Regions from separate parts of the Homo sapiens genome. Here region 2 is linked to region 1. Evidence: chromatin loops called from intact Hi-C (ENCODE). Cell type or tissue: K562. All regions are shown on one strand.

The links. A loop is a pair of places that touch in the nucleus more often than their neighbours do. Peaks named below come from ENCODE experiments on the same cell type or tissue, not always from the same donor. Only the 100,000 strongest peaks of a DNase experiment are listed, where the experiment ranks them.
Region 2: it touches region 1 in a loop (4-fold over the local background); 4 of 110 quality-filtered maps call a loop at or near these places.

What each region holds. Positions count from the first base shown.
Region 1 is chr6:133,919,483-133,927,482 of GRCh38, reverse strand. No RefSeq gene overlaps it. Among named protein-coding and RNA genes, the nearest start is that of TBPL1, 30 kb to the left of the region's middle. In K562, CTCF peaks have their summits at 3,352 (motif pointing left) and 6,047 (motif pointing right); DNase peaks (open chromatin) are centred at 3,352 and 6,022.
Region 2 is chr6:134,818,385-134,826,384 of GRCh38, reverse strand. All of the region lies in intron 2 of LOC101928277 (a long non-coding RNA gene), which reads left to right. Among named protein-coding and RNA genes, the nearest start is that of ALDH8A1, 130 kb to the left of the region's middle. In K562, a CTCF peak has its summit at 3,273 (motif pointing right); a DNase peak (open chromatin) is centred at 3,314; H3K27me3 peaks cover 574 bases.

The sequences.
Region 1 (8,000 bases):
CTTCCTGGGTTCAAGCGATTCTCATGCCTCAGTCTCCTGAGTAGCTGGGGTTACAGGTGTGCACCACCATGCCTAGCTAATTTTTTTCTATTTTTAGTAGAGACAGGTTTCACTATGTTGGCCAGGCTGGTCTAGAACTCCTGGCCTCCAGTGATCCGCCCACCTCTGCCTCCCAAAGTGCTGGGATTACAAGCGTGAGCCATTGTGCCCAGCCGATTTCTGTCTTACTTTTGCCTTCCGAATCTCCCATAAATGTATATAATTGGTGGAAGCTATTCATAAAGATAAAACTAACTTGAGAATCTGCAAGATGTAGATTTTAGCTGTCCATCCTCTTCTGGGAATGACAATGGCAATCAGGTGGTGACTCTGGAAAAGGCTGGTAATAAAACTGAGGGTCAATTCACTATGTCTACTTCAACTAGCAACAAATAGTTGAGAGAATATACTACAAAAATGGATGATATTGACAGAATCCACAAAACAAACAAAGTACTTAGGAATACATGTAATAAGATAATTATGTTACATTAAAGGAGATTTAGATAAATTCAGAGATATACTATTTCAATAGATAGGAAAACTCAATATTTAAAGAAAAGTAATTTCTTCTCAAATTGATCTATACATTCAGTACAAATTCCAGTCTAGATCCCAACAAGATTTTTAGAGGAACTTGACAAACACTCCTGAAGAAGATCAAGGTTGGGAAGAAAGGTTGGGAAGAAAGACTTGCTCTTTCGATGAGCGGAATTCATTAAAAGCTATATGACTGCAGGATGAGCCACTGGTGTAGGATTAAATAAATACATTGACTAGTAAAACAGAATCGAAAGCCAAAAATCAGACTCACTTACATATAGAAACTTGGTGTATGTCAGAGGTTATACGGTGATTCCAGTGGGGAATGGGTAGATTATTCCACAAACAGTGCTAGGAAAATTGGTTATCTATATAGAAAGTAAAATAGGACACTTACTTTACATCAGATAGAAAAATTAATTTCAGGTGAATTAAAGACAAGTAAGAAGGAAAAAATTTAAAACTTTTTAGAGAAAATATGAAAGAATATGATCTCAGGATTGGGACGTATTTCTTATATAAGATACAAAAAGTATCAATCATCAAACAGTTATATTATACAACATTAGTATCCTTAATCCATGAAAAAAAAATAACCCGCCTTAGATAAAGTGAAAAGACAAGCCACAAACTGGAAGAATGTATTTCTAACTTACATAAATGCCAAAGTGTTGGTGTAGTGTCCAGTTTCTATGAAAAACTACCATAAATGAATAAGAAAAAGACAGAAGACCCAGTAGAAAAATGGGCAAAAGACATTAAGAGGCATTATATAGGAGAAACACAATAATATGATAAACATGTAAAGAAAAAGTAAGGAAACATGCTCAATTTCATGTTATTAGAAATAATCAGAATAACCCATTCACCAGGAGACAATATACAAAAATGTTCACAGCCACGTTGTTAACAGCAAAAAGTATAAGCAACCCAAAAGTCTCTTGAAAGTAGAATGCATAAATTGTGGTGTGTTTATACAAAGGAATGTAATATAGCAGTAAAAATTAATAAATGAATGCTGGAAGCAATTACATGGATTAATATTAGCAATTTAATATTGAGAGTGATGAGTAACTGGGAAAAACTACATAGAGTATGATACTAGCTCAAAGACAAGCAAAACTGAACATATATGCAAAAGCTCTTTTGAAGCAATGCAAAAAAACCCTCAGAAAAATAAATTTTCAGAAAGTAAGATATAAACACCCAATTCAGGATAGTGTTTTCTTTTGATGTGATGCAGGGGGATGGGATAGGTGAAAAGTGAGACTTTGGGTCATTTGTGATGTCTTTCCTGTTGTATTATTTGTCAATGCAGCACATTCGTTAAAGTAAAGCTAAGACAAAGATTTCTCTGATCACCATTATTTCTCCTTGTTTGTTCTAGAAGTTCTAGCCAATACAGTAAGATAAGAAAAAAAACTGATAGATTAGTAACTAATAAAAGCAGAGTTAAGTGATTTTTATTAGTACATGATGGTATTGTCTGAAAAACACAATGAAATCAATTAAAAATATCCATCAAAACTAATAAAACTTCAATGAAATAATTGGTCATTAGTATCACTATCTGCCATTTGTCATATATCTACCACGTGCCAGCAACTGGGCTCAGCACTTTATATTCATTGTCTCAGAAGCAACCCTATGTGTTACATTTGTATCTCCACAAAGATGAGGAAAAGTTTTAGGTTGAGTAACTTGGGCAAGTGTCAGGACAACAATTTGAACTTGCTTTGTCTGATTCTAAAACTTCTGCTCTGAAACACTTGATTACATCGTCTCCAAATAAATACTGAAGCTAAGATATTTTCTCCATCACAAAAATCATCAGTGATCAGGAAATTCATCCGTGGAAAAATACTTGAATATTTTCAGTGGCAAGCATTATCAAACAAGGATAGTATCTTATTTAAAAGTACACAGATCTCAAATGGACAAAATCTGTAGGCAAAGTGAACATGACTTTCTCTCCTGAACAATATTGCAGAAGACAAAATTCTTCTCCATCTCCCCCTTTTTTTAGACATTATGCAGATGGCTACCTTTCTTTTAACTTATTTTTTTCTCCAGAGGAGTTACAATATTGTTGATCAGTAATTTTTTCCCCCTGAAACTATGCCTTAGTTGGATGGGGGTGGTAGTATATTTCTCCTCTAAGCAGAGTTGCTTACACTAGAAGTTGATGCTAATTTTCTTCTGAGATGGCAGTTTTATGCGTAAGAGTTGGTTTTAGCACATTTTCTAGGGTATGGAAATTAAACACAGAACCAGTGTTTTCTAGCTCATTCATAAATTCCATCATAATCTTTCTTAATTTTTTTTTGTCCTGGAGACCTTCATACTTTCAAAGAGTTTTGATGAGGTCGTTATTTTCATACCTTTCATTTGGAAAATGCTGGAAGCGTCCTCAGCCTGCACTTTCTCTTACTATTTCACCACTCTCTGGAATGTGCCTGCTGAGCTTGCCCATGAAGTTTTTGGCCCACCAGCCTCTTCTCACGTGTAAGCCCAATCTTAGCAGGTTCAACTTTGCTATCAATTCAGCTTTGAATCATGAATTAAAGCTAGACGGAACTTTACAAATCACCTAATTCAGTTTTACAAATAAGGAAAATACCACTTTTTCTACTAGTTTCCTCCAGGGCATGGTTCTGCCTATTTGGTTTCTGAGGATTCTCCTTTCCTTTTTTCCCTAACTGGATACCTACAGCAGCAGTCAAGATCCCTATTGTGAACATACAGAAAAGGAAATGAGAGACAAGGCTGCCACCATGTGGTGTAACAGGTGAACAGGAAGGAGGGGTTTATACAGAGAAGCATAAGAATTGGGAAGCTTATGAAAGGTGAATGTCCATTCATTAGAACAGTAATTGTCAACCGTTTATAATTGCTGTCATGACTCGGTGAGATCTACAAGTTTCTGAAATCCTCCTTATGGTACATCAGGAACTCCTGGACAGCCATTAGACCTAGCCATGCAGCTGCCTTAAAACTTAGGAAGATTTTATAATTGACAGATGTCCATGGATTGAGAGGTCTATAGAAGGCCCTTAGGAATATTTTTTATCTAAAAGTAGACCTACATATGTTTAATTTTATTTTATAAAATCAAATTAAGTAAACCAATATTATGGGATATTACACTATTAACCTTCTTTTTTTTGTGTTCCCATCTTTTTTACCATCAGATAGCTTTGGCATGATAGTCATATTCTATACATGAGATTATTTAATTAAATCGAATTTAAAAAATGCTAAGTGAAGCAAGTATTTAAGAAGTCAATATTTAAATAGGTTTTGCTTTCAGTAGTTACATAAGTTGTATTCTAGTTTGAGTGTCACAGAAATGGGCATGAGATATATTTTTGTTAAACATAAGAGGGAAGCACAAGTGAACTCACTGCTCGAGTTTCATAAAAGCCACTCTGTAGATGTGATGCTCCCAGCAAGCTGACCCAGGGTAAGAAGCAAGGCAATGAAAGATCAATCCACCAAAAATACTGTAGCAGCTGCTATCCTTGTCCTAGACAATCACAAATTGCTCATGGCATGTACCCACATATCTGCACTACTTCACCCAGAATCAGTGAGAACGGGCAGGGGGCAACATATCAGCGGCTCTTCCTCTGCTAATCTAAAAGAATTAGAAATAGGCTGCTCCCTATAAAATTGCCTGACATTCTTAAAACAGCCTAATAATCTCAAAGGAGCAATTTCCTTTATTAATTGAAAGCAGCTGAAAAATATATTAGCCTCATTTTATATTTTTAAAGCTTAAATATCTAAAGTATTGGAAACAAAGAAAACTGTACATCAGAGGGGAAGCAAAAGGTGACTAGATTGGGCCCTGGCCTCATGGCATGGTCAAGATGTTGAGCCGGCCAGGCGCGGTGGCTCATGCCTGTAATCCCAGCACTTTGGGAGGCCAAGGAGGGTGGATCAATTGGGGTCAGGGGTTCCAGACCAGCCTGGCCAACATGGTGAAACCCTGTCTCTACTAAAGTTACAAAAATTACCCAGGTGTGATGGCATATGCCTATCATCCCAGCTACTTGGGAGTCTGAGGCAGGAGAATCACTTGAACCCAGGAGGGTGGAGGTTGCAGTGAGCCGAGATCGTGTACTCCAGCCTGGGTGTCAGAGTGAGACCCTGTCTAAAAAAAGAAAAAAAAAGTTGAGTCCTGGAGTAAGACTTATTTGGACTAAAATACCAGTGTCACCGCTTAGATGATGACTTTGGTGAAGTTATTGAACCCCTCCCGTCTTCAGTTTCCTCATCTGGAAAATAGCCTGTCCTCTGGGTTGTGGCAAGGATTATAGAGGTAAAGCCATGCAGAGCACTTAGCACAGTGTCTAGCATTTACTCAGCACTCCATAAATGCTAGGCTAATAGAATCACCCAGAACTAGAGATGTGAATACAGCTAGATTCTGAGCACACTCACAATGAAAGTTAAAGAGAAAAGCTTAACTTCTATTGCATTTTTTAGACATTTACAAAAAATATGTGTCATCCAAAAAGCAATAGTTGAATGCCTGCAGGATTTCTCAAAGGCAGGACCTTAGTTGAGGCACCACATTTTCAGCTTAGAACTTGGAATTTCTTAGCACATCACATCAAAAAATTAGTCCCTTTGTGAAAAGTTCGTCCTGAGTTAGTGACTAGAGCACCAATATTCTAGTCAAATGATCTTACATTCAGAGTTTTAGATTCATCACTTACTAGTTGTGAGTTCTTGAACTTCAGTTTTCTCATATTGTAAAGTAAGAATAACGGCCGGGCGCGGTGGCTCATGCCTGTAATCCCAGCATTTTAGGAGGCTGAGGCAGCCGAATCACGAGGTCAGGAGTTCAAGACTAGCCTGGCCAATATGGTGAAACTCCGTCTCTACTAAAAATACAAAACTTAGCCGGGAGTGATAGTGGACGCCTGTAATCCCAGCTACTAGTGAGGCTGAGGCAGAAGAATCGCTTGAACCCGGGAGGCGGAGGTTGCAGTGAGCCGAGATTGCGCCGCTGCACTCCAGCCTGGGTGACAGAGTGAGACTCCTTAAAAATAAATAAATAATAAGAGTAGTAGCAAGTACTTATAGACAGCTTACCAAAAGTATAGCACTCACTATGTTACCACTGCAGCAGGGAGATAATGTATGTAAACACCTATCCTAGAGCAAGCCTCAATAAGTTTATTTTATTACCTTGGAATTCTTTGATGGTGGTGTCTAGAGAAACCCTGGGATTTAGGAATTTGGGAATGGACTAACAAATCCATTTTGACTTATGAATGGAAAAAGAAGAATATAGGAGGAAATGATTTGGCAGTGTTCCAGTTATCAATTTGTTGTCTCTCAGCTCCAAATCCACTCCTGGTTGCCTGTTCAGCTGGAAACCCACTGTTCTGGAGCCAGTCTCTACCAGCATCTCTCCTTTGCAGCTGGCACGATGCTAAACTTTATCAGTAGAGGGCGCTGGAGGGACACTGTAAGGAGAAGTGTTTCCTCTTTCGAATTCATCCACTGTGCCCCTCCTAGCAGGATTTTACTTTTCTATTATTTTATTTTATTTTATATTTTATTTTATTTTATATTTTCGAGACAGAGTCTGGCTCTGTCCCCAGGGCTGGAGAACAGTGGTGCAATCCCGGCCCCCCGCAACCTCCACCTCCCGGGTTCAAGTGATTCTAGTGCCTCTGCCTCCCGAGTAGCTGGGACTACAGATGCCTGCCACCATGCCCGGGTAATTTTTGTATTTTTAATACAGACAGCATTTCACCATGTTGGCCAGGCTGGTCTCGAACTCCTGACCACAAGTGATCCGCCTGCCTCGACCTCCCAGAGTGCTGGGATTACAGGCATGAGCCACCGCCTCACCCACTGTGCTCCTCCTAGCAGGCTCCTGCAGACCATGCTCCTGCAGCAGGTGTGGCCTCCAGCAGCATCTGGTGGCCAGAACACAGCCACTCCCTTGTGGAGATCTCCATCCATCGTCTCCTCAGGTGGCTTTACAGCGACTTCCTAGGTGTGGCACCTTTTGTGGGTGGCTTTCCCCTTAAACCCTAGAGGGCAGTTTCCCAGTAATTCCCAGCCATGGTTCCCAGCTTGCCAGCCTCTGCCAGCCTGCACCCCAATAGGCAGTTTCCTGCTTGCGAGCTCTAGCTGAAATTCTAGTTTGCCAGCCTTTGCTCAGACCAGCTGTGGGACAGTTATGGCCTCAATCAACTCAGGAACCTCTCCTCTCTCCGGTGAACTTCTCCAGTGAGGTCTGAATCCTACCTTTGGGAAGGGGCCCTCTTTTCCAACTTTGTTCCCTCGCTGGGTATATTCACTCATCCCTAGGGTTCTCCCTTTATAGTTAATCCTCTGCTGCAGTCAACTTTTTTTTTTTTTCTTTTTTTCTGAGATGAAGTCTTGCTCTTTCACCCATGCTGTAGTGCAGTGGCGCCATCTCGGCTCACTGCAACCTCCGCCTCCTGGGTTCAAGCGATTCTCCTGTCTCAGCCCCCCAAGTAGCTGGGATTACAGGTGCACACCACTATGCCCGGCTAATTTTTTTATATTTTTAGTAGAGAGAGGGTTTCATCATGTTGGCCAGGCTGGTCTCGAACTCCTGACATCAAGTGATCCACCCGCTCCGGCCTCCCAAAGTGTTGGGATTACAGGCATGAGCCACCACACCCGGCCAGTAGTCAACTTCTTAAAATTTAATTTATTCAAATTACGTTCTGGTTTCTGCCCTCTGATAGGACACTGACTGCAAAGGTGGGTCATTCATCCAACCTCTGTAAAAACCCAATGAACTCTAGTCTACCATTAATAGGGTAGAACTCTATTCTGCTTTCTTGTGACCAAATTTCCTTTGTCCCTCATATCTTTCTGGGAAATTTTGAATACATAATGGAGATTTTGGTTCTTTGTGTGAGTCACGTCCCTTTTATTAATCTATCCTTGGCTCAGATGTATAAATTTCAGTGAATGGTCAAATCAATATTGATAGGAGCCTGCAAATGTTATGCCTCTTCCAGTTATGAGTTGGTTTAATGAACTGATTCTGTACCATCCTAGAATCCATCTCACTCACACGGCAGCTTACACCTTCTTGGTAAGGTGATTGGGAGAGCCTTCATGGAGGAGATGGCATTTGAGTTGGACCTTGAAGGAAGGATGGAATTTTACAAAACTGAAATATAGCCACAATCATGGGTATATTCCAGGCAGAAGGAAAAGATGCAGAGGTTTAAGCATTTATCCAACGAACATATTTGATGGGGAAAAAGTAGGAATAACATTGAGATGAAGGTAAAGTCAGAGCATGGAAGGCCTCGAATGCCAGGCAAAGAAATATCGAGGAGTATCATGTTTTCATGAAGATTTGGCTTCAGTGTAGAATAGATTGGATTGGGGCATGATTCTGAGACCTA
Region 2 (8,000 bases), 900 kb before region 1:
AGAAAGCTCTTACAAAGAAATGCTGACCGGGCGCGGTGGCTCATGCCTATAATCCCAGCACTTCAGGTGGCTGAGGTGGGTGGATCATGAGGTCAAGAGATTGAGACCATCCTGGCCAACATGGTGAAACCCTGTCTCTACTAAAAATACAACAATTAGCTGGGTGTGGTGGCACACCTGTAGTCCCAGCTACTCGGGAGGCTGAGGCAGGAGAATCACTTGAACCCAGAGGCAGAGGTTGTAGTGAGCCAAGATCGCACCACTGCACTCCAGCCTGGAGACAGAGCGAGATTCCATCTCAAAAAAGAAAGAAAGAAAGAAAGAAATGCTGGCCTCTAAATAACCAAGTTAGAGTTGGTTGCCATGATTGTCTTTTAATGACATCTACGTACTATCCTTTTCTGACATCAAAACCGACCCTGGCCGGGCGCAGTGGCTCACGCCTAAAATCCCAGCACTTTGGGAGGCCGAGGCGTGTGGATCACGAGGTCAGGAGATTGAGACCTTCCTGGCTAACATGGTGAAACCCCATCTCTGCTTAAAAAAAAAAAAAAAAAAAAATTAGCCAGGTGTGGTGGCGGGTGCCTGTAGTCCCAGCTACTCGGGAGGTTGAGGCCAGGGAATGGCATGAACCTGGGAGGCAGAGCTTGCAGTGAGCGGAGAGCTCACCACTGCACTCCAGCCTGGGTGACAGAGCAAGACTCCGTCTCAAAAAACAAAACAAAGCAAAACAAAAAAACTGACCCAATGGTCCCATAGACAGTTCTTTTTGATAAACATAGAAATTGACCTTTCTAGTCTTAAAGCTTGAAACTAATATTCGTTTTATCTGAGTTCCTTTCTTATGAAAGGACTTTCATACCTCTCAAAAAAAGTATCAAAGGACTGAAATTCACGAAGTCACCAGATCCAGACAATGAGATGCCTGACCCCTCATTCGTCATGATTTCTTCTTTGCCCCTCCCTAGTTCCTGTTTTCTTACACATTGTTACATTTTTCTCCCTGCTATATAAACCCACGTTTCAGTTGATAAGGGAAATGGATTTTTTTTTTTTTTTTTGAGATGGAGTCTTGTTCTGTCACCCAGGCTGGAGTGCAGTGGTGCAATCTCAGCTCACTGCAACTTCCGCCTCCCAGGTTCAAGCTATTCTCCTGCCTCAGCCTTCCAAGTAGCTGGGACTACAGGTGTGTGCTACCATGCCCAGCTAATTTTTGTATTTTTAGTAGAGATGGGGTTTACCATGTTGGCCAGGCTGGTCTCAAGCTCCTGACCTCAGGCAATCTGCCTGCCTCAGCCTCTTAAAGTGTTGAGATTACAGGCATGAGCCACCATGCCTGGCCAGGGAAATGGATTTGAGACTGAGCCCCCATCTTCTAGGATGTAGCACCCAATTAAAGCCTTCTTCCTTGGCATGTCATCATCTCAGTGATTGGTTTTCTGTGCAGCCAGCAGCAGGACCTAGACTGAACCCTTGGTGTTTCGGTAACAACATCAGTGTGATTGATGTCCTCATGAAACCAATGGAATCAGAATTTCCTAGAAATCTTTACAAAGCTTTTGCTTCTCTCATGTTGTATTCTTCAGTCCATGGTGGTTTACATTTGCCTCTTTTATCATCTCTTTTAGTCTGAAAATTTTCTGTTTCTCGTATTAGTGCTTTCAAATAGATTGCCTATTGGATTATTTTCTCATTTATATAGCAGACTCGGATTGGATGGGGGGATATGATTAAAAGACAATTACATATATTTAATACTTTTAGAGGATTTATACAGGAACAAAAATCAGAGGAAGACCTACAAGATTTTCTAATTTAAAAATTTTTAATTATTCTAATAAGCATTTCATGCTCTTAGCTCTTTACTATGAAGAAATGGACTGGGAGCCAACAGATCTGAGTTCCTGTCCCTGCATTGACAAATAATTCATTTTCAGAGCCTGTTTCACAAGCCATGAAATAAGGGAACCATTTTATGTAGAAAGTAGCTTCAAAACAGCTGGGATGAATAAAGTACTTTATTACCTGGAGACTTCAAACACAGTTTTTTTGCTGTGGCCCATAATTTGATAGTGTCTAATTGCATCTAAAATCCAAGTTTTCGGCCAGGCGTGGTGGCTCACACCTGTAATCCCAGCAATTTGGGAGGCCAAGGTGGGCGGATCATGAGGTCAGGAGTTTGAGACCAGTCTGACCAACATGGTGAAACTCCATCTCTACTAAAAATACAAAAATTAGCTGGGCGTGGTAGTGTGTGCCTGTAATCCCAGCTACTCAGGAGGCTGAGGCAGGAAAATCGCTTGAAACTGGGAGGCAGAGGTGGCAGTGAGCTGAGATCGCACCATTGCACTCCTGCCTGGGTGACAGAGTGGGACTCCGTCTCAAAAAAAAAAAAAAAAGTTTTCTGCGATGGCATCTAAGCATCTTTCTGTTCCAGTCCTGAACTGCCTTCCACATCACTTCCCACCCATCTTCTTGGGCCCTGATCCTTTATCACATGCTGTACTCTCAGGACTCCTGACCTTTGCTTCTGCTGTTCCCCCTGCCTAGCATACCACACCCATTTCTTTAGAAATCAAAGGCCCATCTATCTCCTTCAAAACTCAGATCTAGTGTTTCCTCTTGCATGCAGCTTTTTCTAACCTCAGCAGAATGAATTTCCCCCTTCCCTTTGTGCTTTCTCATAATGGAACATTTATCATATGGGATAATTACTTGTTACATGTTTTGTTTTCTATTTAATACCTCCTAAGTTTTGACTGAAGCTTGTCCACATGCTTGGTCACAGAACTGTCCTGGGAAATTCCCTGATGAATTATTTCAAAAGCAACCAAAGTGTCCTAACTTGATGGTAGCAGGGGAAAAACAAGGATCATCTCAGTGTGGCTGAATGAAAAGCAGTATCTATCTGGATCTTCATAAATGATGGAATTGATTTGCCACACCATTTGGTAAAGGCCTGAAGCCGTGGTTAACAGGGTTATTTTGATGAAAACTTGAAACAAAAAACACTCAAAGGACAACAGCCCCGGTGGCCCTTGAGGCAAATGATTGATTCCTGGGGCTATGTTGGAAAGTTTGGCAGAGAAGAGACTGAAATATGCTGTGGGGTGAGGAGGTTGTAGGAGGGGGCCCCACTGGGAGATTCTTGGGCTTTGGAAACATGGGGGAGAGAAAATGGTCCAGAAATGTTGTCTTGGGAAATTAGGGACAGCAGAGCTAGGGATAACAGCATGTCTAGAATACGCTGATAAATTTCCACTAGATGACGCTGTTTCCTCATTTGGCGAATGAGATTTATTACCCTACCCCTACCGGCCAACCTAAGCCCCGGACCACGGACCACGGACCACAGAGGCGTGAGAGCCTGGAGGCCTGGGCTCTAGTTCCAAATCTGCCCCTCCCTGGAATGAGGCCTGGAAGGAACAGACCTCCAAGATTCCCTGAGATTCCTCATTTGTAAAACAAAGAAATCCTCAACCAGGTGCTTTCTAAAACTTCTCCAATTACTTTTTAAAATACGTTTTATTTTTCCATTTTAATGAAAACTGTGGGGATATGTATTGCCTTTTATGTAAATATATACTTGTCATACAGAAATATCAATTTTTATTTAACCAAATCTCATTTAGATAATTAGACTCTGTAAAGCATACGGGGCAAGAATCAAATGAATAACAGTATACTTGTACACATTGGTATGCCTCCTGGGCCTAAACATTTCCCATTTATGTATGCAGTGAATTGTAGAGCTGGAAAGAATCTTAGAGGTTATACAAATAGTTCAGTCTTTTACGTATCTAATATCTAAACATAAGCTTCTCCAGGGGAAAAATTCTATTATTTTTTTTTCCATGATGAATTTTTTTTAGGGTCTGTAGTTGTAGAACTATGTCCTTGTGCTTGAGGCCAGCTCTATACTGAGTTCTCTCATGCAGGTTATCATTTGACGCACGACTTCCGAAGCTCGCTTAAGTCATAACTGAATCATTGAATGACATCAAACACCTAGCTGTTGTGTTTGAGCTCCTTTTTTTTTTTTTTTTTTTTGCCTACTCTTGTGATATGGGTCTGTCCAGCAGTGCTTCTCTCTGTTTGCTTCAGATGTTTTCAGTTATATGGAAATTAAACTCCAAGGGAAGAATATGGGGTGGATCAAATTCTGTAACTGTGTCAATCCCTGCCCCCTCCCCAGAGGACACATCCAGATCCATGTCTCTGCCTCGTGTTTACCATCAGTGGAGCCCAGATTGTTTCAACACATAGAAAGACCCACTGCTTTTCCTGGCAAGTCCTGAAGGTCATTTGTTTGCTGCTTTTTACGGTAATTGCAACAACCATTTATCCCCTTGTAAACAAATAGTGTGCTTCTAACCTATGTACCACAGTTAAAACGTTATCCCAGTAGGACAAGAGAGTTGCTGACAAAGAGAACTGGCAACATAGGGGGGAGAAAGAAGCAAGGCGTAGTCTGTCTCTTACAAATGTGGGTCATATATATTTCTGTCTGAAGGAGATGATGGACTTCAATTTTGTTCTTCCAATTCCTTTCTATACCCCAGTGAGAACAGTTTTTAGTACATATTTAAGTTCTTTTGCTTTAAGAAGAAAGATAAGAATGATAATAATCTCTGAATGTACCAATCCGCTGTTAAACCCCCTCCACCACCCACCAAATAACTCCTCTCACTAGATCAGTTCAGCCCCAGGGTTCATAGTTAACAAGGCTTCATTAGGGCTGAAAAAAAAATTGCCTTTGCTTCCAAACACGGGTTGAGCTCTGATACGGCCTCAGCAGGGAACAGATTTCCCCCTTTTATCTCTTTGCTTCACTGGTGTGTAATCTTGTCTTTTGGAACGGTGGTAATCAGAACAAATTACCTAGAGTGGGGAATAAAAAGACTTCACAGTCATTGTGGGTAATTTTTTGTTTTCTTTAACAATTGGTACCTTCCTTTAGTAATTGAAAATGATCCAAGAAATCTCTATGTACTTCGTAAGACTTTCCTAAGCGTGCCAGCTAAAGCTTTTAAGGTGGTAGAGATGGTTTCAGCGAGGGCTTGGAAGCTCCAAAAAACCAGAAACTTGCCTTGTTGCCTGGGTCCCTCAACAGGGATGGCCAGAGTTTCTTGAGACAATTGCTGCTGTGGTCTGGAAAGAAGCAGAGCCATGAAAGAGGAGAAGGCTTTGTGGCATGTCTAGGCCCAAATTCCAGATGCAGAGTTTAGTGTGAACAGCGTGTCCCTCCCAATCTTGAGAAGAAGATAAAGAATGGTGCTCCTCTAGGATCTGCCCTCGGTTTTTGTTGGGGGCTCCAGTCCCACTAGACCTGGGTTATTGTCAGAAAGGCAGCCTCACAGTACCTCTGCCACTCAGTGGGGGTCTCTGCGCCTGCTGCTTCATTCATCATCCCCTGCCTCTCCCACGTGCACTGGAAAATGTTATTTGCTTCTTGAGGTTCAGAGAGATGAAGAACATGCCTGAGTTCACTAGCATGAAGCAAGTGTTAGAACCTCTGAGAGACTGAAGGGTTGGGGGTGAGGGTTTATGACATCCATGGGGATGCTTAGAGGAACATCTGCCATGTCAGGTGTCATTTCTGAAGCTTCATACTAGATGAATTTGAGATGTGTGGAAATAGGAACAGCCTATTTGTGAGGTTACCTTCCTGGGCAAAGCAATGTTATCCAAGATTCACTCAGAAAGCCGCAAGAAGCATGCTGGAGCTAGGTGTCAAGAGGAGGTTTATGGCATGTCATTAATGGAAAGTCAGGTGGAAAAGAGCTAACACTTCTCAAGGTATCATCCTTCTGTGTCAAAGTCTCTGCCTCTACAGGACTGTAAGTATGTGGGTTGATAACAGCTTCTAGTGCCTTGAACATGTTACCAGTGGTTGAATGAACAAATGAGCAGAAGTTGGAGATACCCTCATTAGGACGTAGGATGTTCTGAGCCTTAGGTTATCTAAGACTAAGGAGTTTATGAGATGGACTATATCTGCAAAGTCCTGGAGGACTTTAAGAGGTGATAAAGGCTCAGTTGTGTGTAGTAGTAGGGATTTACATAAGAAAAATTTTGGATGGCAACTTAAACTAGGTCAGCATTTTTTAAGGGGGGGTAAGGACATGTGTATGTTAAGAAAAGTGGATGTAGTCTCAAATCTGGGTATGTCTAAGTGGGAATTAGTGCAAGTCGTCTCTGCAGGCATACTTAACCAAAATGAGAAATTAGGGAGCTAGGAGAGTTTAGGGTCTGAGGTGTAATCTTCAGCTGAGACACTGGGTGCCTGCCAGCAAGCTCAGTCATTAAGGGACTGAATTCAGGGTAGAAAGTCCAGCCATGGGTGCTGTGGACTCCAAGTTCAGAGCAGAGTAACCACTTTTATTGTGGTTACTAGACCAAGTTCAACATAAGTTCCAATGTCTCCTCTTTTCCCTTGGAACAATGCAGAAAGTCTATTTCCTTCTTGAGTTACTCTAAGGCTTGGTGTTTCTTATATTCATTTCTAGCTTCCTTTAGTCAAGCCAAATTGTTAATATGCTTGACCAAAAATGATGGAAAAATCAAGATAATAGTCAGAGTTGAGTAATTTCTAACATGAGTCAAAATATAAAAATTATTAGACTGCCCATGAACATAAAAACAGTAACATTACCAACATCAGTTCAAACACAGCATCACAAAATAGAAGTATATTTGTAAATTTTAGCAGCTGCGACTGAACTACATTTTCCATGTATTGATAAAGCAGCCTGGGCAAAAAAAGAAATTATGAGTCACAGGGATGTCTGTATCAGACTCAGAGTAGTACGTCAATTTCTAAAATTGATCTTGAATATATTTATGTCAGAGTCATCCCAAGATGCTTCTGATACGAGTCTTGTGCTAGAGAGTAACATGACTTTGGAGATGTCCTAACCAGGGTTATGAGAAACCCTCTTCTATTTGCCATGGTGATGGTTCAAAGCACAGTTCATCTGGTTCACAAAAAGCAGTTGATCCCTGGTTGGGTCAGAGAAGGGCTGGTGGAGGAGATGAAGAAAAATGAGGGGGGAGATTGTCTTGGGCAACTCTGCTGAGCAACTCCTTGAATTTGACCTGTGGTTCCACCCTTCTTAAATTTCTTCTGAGAAAAGAATACTGGCAGAATGTTGACAATTACTGAAGCCTGGTGGCAGGTGAAGGAGGTTCATTAGGCTATCTTTACTTTTGTTTAACAATTTCTATTATGAAAGTTAAAACATTTCTTCAAAGTAGTTGGTAGGATTTTTTTTTTTTTTTTTTTTTTTTTTTTTTTTTGAGATGGAGTCTCACTCTGTCGCCCAGGCTGGAGTACAGTGGTGCGATCTCGGCTCACTGCAACCTCTGCCTCCCGAGTTCAAGCAAATCTCTGCCTCAGCCTCCTGAGTAGCTGGGATTACAGGCGTGTGCCGCCATGCCTGGCTAATTTTTTGCATTTTTAGTAGAGACGGGGTTTCACCATCTTGGCCAGGCTGGTCTTGAACTCCTGACCTCGTGATCCACCCGCTTCAGCCTCCCAAAGTGCTGGGATTACAGATGTGAGCCACTGCACCTGGCCAGAATTATTTTTAAATGGGAAAACAATTTATGGGATTTCTGTATTCTTATTGCATTTCTTGATTAAAAAACAACTAAAAATTGAAATATAAATATATTGTTATATATGACTATTATTTTGCCTATTTTGCACACTTATATATGCCTATTATTTACACTTCTGGTATATAGGAGAGAGAAAGTGAGCAAATGGGTATTTTCCCTAATGAGACGATATATTTTTTCTTACCATGCTAGTGTTTATAGTCTGGAAAATTCTGTTAAGATATGGAAAGTGACAAGTAGAGCCCACTTTCCACTTTATGGGACAGGCTTAGGGAATGACTGTTCATTGAATCCACTCCCAAAACATAGACTTGCCTTTGATTATATTGGCCATCTTTTATGTTGAGGAACTCTAATGGGCATTTTTTTTTTTTTTT